Linked DNA regions of Homo sapiens: region 1 is linked to region 2. A link is an interaction called in ENCODE POLR2A ChIA-PET data of the cell type or tissue named here. Cell type or tissue: IMR-90. All regions are shown on one strand. Region 1 overlaps DYNC1LI1 (dynein cytoplasmic 1 light intermediate chain 1). Region 2 has its middle 44 kb from the start of DYNC1LI1.

The links. Peaks named below come from ENCODE experiments on the same cell type or tissue, not always from the same donor. Only the 100,000 strongest peaks of a DNase experiment are listed, where the experiment ranks them.
Region 1: POLR2A ChIA-PET joins it to region 2 with 5 read pairs; 6 of 35 experiments call an interaction of 5 or more read pairs at or near these places.

What each region holds. Positions count from the first base shown.
Region 1 is chr3:32,563,959-32,566,458 of GRCh38, reverse strand. All of the region lies in intron 2 of DYNC1LI1 (dynein cytoplasmic 1 light intermediate chain 1), which reads left to right. Among named protein-coding and RNA genes, the nearest start is that of DYNC1LI1, 5.6 kb to the left of the region's middle. In IMR-90, no CTCF peak of the experiment used is centred here; no DNase peak of the experiment used is centred here.
Region 2 is chr3:32,614,037-32,616,536 of GRCh38, reverse strand. No RefSeq gene overlaps it. Among named protein-coding and RNA genes, the nearest start is that of DYNC1LI1, 44 kb to the right of the region's middle. In IMR-90, no CTCF peak of the experiment used is centred here; a DNase peak (open chromatin) is centred at 1,406; H3K27ac peaks cover 416 bases.

The DNA.
Region 1 (2,500 bases), 50 kb after region 2:
TTAATAGCTGCCTTTAAAGGCAGTTTCTCCATATTGATTACTTTCCCATGTTTTGATAAGAAAACTCCCTAAGGAAAATAAATAATAATACCTAACATAGAGCACTTACAGGTACTAGTCATGTAAGGATTGTTTACATACTCTATCCCCTTAAAGATCAGGAAACAGACACAGAATTTTTATTTTTGAGGCAGGGTCTTACTCTGTCACCCAGGCTGGAGCGTAGTGGCATAATCTCGGCTCACTGCAACCTCTGCCTCCTGGGCTCAAACCGTCCTCCTGCCTCAGCCTCCTAAGTAGCTGGGACTACAGGTGCGTGTCACCACTCCTAGCCAGTTTTTGTACTTTTTGGAGAGATGAGGTCTCACCGTGTTGCCCAAGCTGGTCTTGAACTCCTGGGCTCAAGCAGTCCTTCTCTCACCTCAGTCTCCCAAAGTATTGGGATTACAGGGGTGAGCTACCACACCCGGCCAGAAACAGAAATGTTAAGTAAATTGTCCTAGGGTTACATAGCCAGGAGGTAAAATCAGTATTCAAAATTTTGCAGCCTGAGGCCGGCCCCATGGCTCCTGCCTATAATCCTAGCACTTTAGGAGGCTGAGGGGGTGGATCACCTGAGGTCAAGAGTTCGAGACCAGCCTGGCCAATATGGTGAAACCCAGTCTCTACTAAAAATACAAAAATTAGCCAGACATAGTGGTGGCTCCTGTAGTCCCAGCTACTCAGGAGGCTGAGGCAGGAGACTCGCTTGAACCAGGGAGGCAGAGGTTGCAGTGAGCCAAGATGGCGCCATTGCACTCCAGCCTGGGTGACGAGTGAAACTCTGTCTCAAAAAAAAGAAAGAAAAATTGTGCAGCCTAGCTCCCCGAGCTAGTACTCTTAATCTATAGAATCTCCCTAAAGGAAAAGAGCTTTCCTTGTAAGTAAGAGGATGCTTAGCAGTTATTAAGGAATTTTATCTGATTCTTCTCAGTGTGTATCTTTTAGTGCAAGCAATAACACTTATTTAGATTAATTGAATTCATTGTCAACAAAGGTACATATGTAATCCTGGTCCCAAGCACAGTGACTGGTTTTTAGATAGGACTTCAGTGTAACTTTTTGATTTGCTGTCAGTGTGAATTAATGAAAACTAGGTGGTCCTTTGTCAAGTCATATAAGCCTCATCTTTCTCATCTGTAAATCCGGCTATTTGAATTTAATGATCTCCAAAGCCTTATTTGATCTGACATTTTATAAATTTTCTTATTTTAATCTTGTGAGTTATTGAATATTTTTAAAGAAATGTTTTAAGGCATATTGAAATTGGGTTTTAATTAATTAATATAGATGTGGGCCATTTAATTCCACCCCGGAAAGAAATGTAAAGTTGCTATATTGTTCTCTGAAGGTATTAGTCCACGGTAATATGCAGCCAAAAGTCCCACAAAATGCTGAACATCATCAATAAGTATATGTGAAAGTCTTTTTTCCCCCCCTTCAGGAATAAAACTATTATGCTTGAGCTATTGTAGGAAACCTTAAGATATGCACAGTGGAATTCAGAGATCTGTTAAGAGAAGTAACTTGTAACTGGCAAGGGAGTGTATGGTTTTCTATGTGAGGACTGATTATAAAAATAATGAGAGTGTTCAGTCTAAAACTATTGATTTGGTGAGGAGCTGGGATTAAAGATCATCAAGGTTCCATGAGTTATGCTGTTTTCTGGCATGACTGGTTATGGGAATATGATGCAAGGAATAGACTGTTACCATATATGATATTGACTTTTTTCAAAGAATTAGCATGAAATTATTTATTACATGTTTATTATATGTTACTACTACTAAAAATACACCAAATATAAAGTGTTTTGAGAGTAAGATGGCATAGTGGCATCTTATAATAGAATCAGCAAACTCTTTTGTCAAGGGCCAGATTGTAAATAGTTTAGGCTTTGTAAGTCATATGGTCTCTGTTGCAACAACTCAGTTCTGCTGTTGTAGTTCCAAAACAGCCATGGATAATATGTAAATGAATGGGTACAGGCTTGTTTCAATAAAACTTTATTTATAAAAACAGGCAGCAAGCCAGTTTTGGCCTGTGGCCTGAAGTTTGTGAACCTCTGTGTTTGTTTGTTTGTTTGCTTGTTTGTTTGTTTATTTAGAGATGGGGTCTTGCCCTGTCACCTAGGCTGTAGTACACTGGCACGATCATAACTTATTGCAGCCTCAAACTCCTGGGCTCAAGAGATCTTCCTGCCTCAGCCTCTCAAGTAACTGGGAATATACAGGACTGTAGTCCCACCACGATGGCTAATTTTAAAAATTTGTTATATTTTTCTAGAGACAGGGATTTACTATGTTGCCCAGGCTGGTCCCCAACTCCTGGGCTAAAGTGATCCTCCCACCTCAGTCTCCTGAATCACTGGGGTTATAGGTATGACCCACAGCACATGACTGTGTTAGGGGATTATTGGCGTCAGTTTTATCAGTAAGCACAAATGCCAGTTAATAGAGAT
Region 2 (2,500 bases):
TCTCTTTTCCCAGTATTTTATTTATTTATTTTTTTGAGATGGAGTCTCACTGTCTTGCCCCAGGTGGAGTGCAGTGACGAAATCTCCGCTTACTGCAAGCTCCGCCTCCCAGGTTCACGAAATTCTCTTGCCTCAGCTTCCGAGTAGCTGGGACTCCAGGCGCCCGCCACCACACCCGGCTAATTTTTAGTATTTTTAGTAGAGACGGGGTTTCACCGTGTTAACCAGGATGGTCTCGATCTCGTGATCCTCCCGCCTCGGGCTCCCAAAGTGCTGGTATTACAGGCGTGAGCCACCGCACCGGGCCCCAGTATTTTATTTTTATTAGCTATATATGCATACATTTTAAAAAACAAAATATTAAAAAGTTCAAAATCACCTCTCCTTTGTTCTCCAGACCTACACTCTAGAAGCAACTACATTCAATACTCTTATTTGTTTATTCTTTTATTGGTTGCATATTTCTAAATAATATGCTTATTGTGTTAATTTCTGATTGATCAAATTTAGACATTGTTTATAGCTTTCTGAATCAGTCAGCTTCAAGTCAGAAAACTAAAACCCTTAGCAAATTTAGTAGAGAAAATTTAATACAGTTATAAAGGGGTTGGAACTTCAGTTCTTTTCTTTTCTTTTCTCTTCTTTTTTTTTTTTTTTTTTTTTGAGACAGAGTCTTACTCTGTCGCCCAGGCTGGAGTGCAGTGGCACGAGCTCGGCTCACTGCAACCTCTGCCTCCCAGGTTCAGGCGATTCTCCTGCATCAGCCTCCTGAGCAGGTGGGATTATAAGTGCACGCCACCACGCCCGGCTAATTTTTGTATTTTTAGTAGAGATGGGTTACATCTCAACATGGTCACCATGTTGGCCAGGCTGGTCTCAAACTCCTGGCTCAAGTGATCCATCCACCTCGGCCACCCAAAGTGCTGGGATTACAGGTGTGAGCCACTGCGCCCGGCCCAGCCTTTAGTTCTTAATTAGGGGTGATTTTGCCCCCTAGGGAACATTTGGCAATTTCTGGAGACATTTTTGTTGTCACAGCTGGGTGGTGACTACTGGTATCTAGTGGATGGAGTCTCTCAAGGAATGCTGCAACTCATTTTATAATACACAGGACAATCCCCCAAAACAAAGAGCCATCCAGACCAAAATGTCAATAGTGTTGAGGTTGAGAACCCTGGCTTAGAAAACCTGGAAGGATAATTAGGGGAAGTGGAGGTACCCTTAACTTAAGCAGCTGCAGGAAACAATCATTATTATCTCCAGAGCCAGAGGGGCTCTATCTAAGGCAGAAAGAGTGGGAAGGAGAAATATCCTGGTGTCTCCTTCACTGCCATCCTCCAATCCCTGGCTACCACTTCCTGTTGGCTGAACTCAGCCAAAACAGTCATCGAGATCTTGGAAGCATAGTTTACAGAAGTAGCCTGTGCAATATGAGCCTGGGAAGGGGAAAGGCAGGAAATGAATTTAAGAACAAATAAGCAAATACCCAGCATATCCTCCCATTATGGATGACGAGGATCAAATTCTATTCAATGGCTTTCCCTTTATGTATATATTTTATATTAATCATAATATAATGAGTAATGTTGCTTATTTATGTGGTAAGTGTTGTTAATTGTAGTTACATTTTCTTTCTTGTACAACTTTTTGGTTTTTTTCTAGAGTTAACAACCTTTTGTTTGTTTTATTTTCTGTGCCTGTATCACTAATTATTCCCAAATTGCCCATTAGGTCTATAAGAGTTTTTCAATATTTTTTTTCTGGTTCATTTCTTCAAATGCATTAGAAAGTATATTAGTTTAATTTTTTTCGGTGCCCTCCTTCCTAGAACCCTCTCTCCTTTAGCCATTGTTCATTGAAAATGTCCGTAAGTTTCCACATCTTTTTTTGTTTAACCCATTTATAATTTAGGAAAAAAAAAAGTGCAGCTTGCTGCCAGTGCAGGGTTCTTGGGGCAAATGAGAAATGGTTAAAGAAAATTTACCTCTTTATACTCTCTATTGGCATTTCTTTGTTAATCACATCATTTTCCACAATGAAACAGCCGCACAATAAATAATCCATCTCTTTCCTTTATTCTGTCCCAGAATTAGTGGTAGTCCCAGGGTCCTATGGTAATCATGGGATGTGGCAGTTCATAGACGGGAAGTCTGGACTTAGCAAATTAAATTCAGGTACCTTGCCTTTATTATTATAATTGTAGTCAATAATGTCAGTGCACCACCCTCATCCCCTTTACTGTGGTGGCATCCCCAGCCCCAGCTACTATAAGCATTGCCTGCTAATGGCACAAACGTACACTTCTCTCTAGAAATGCTTGGGAGGTTATATTTTCTATCAGGACATCATGCACCCAATGACTGACTGATATGGGGGCAGGGAGATAAACAAATGTTGAGCCCTTTCCTTAAAGACGACGACTCTGTGATGTAATTCACACCGTCCATGGGATCAGGCTGAAATTAGACTTCAGCTGAAACCCTATCATTGTTTCACCTCT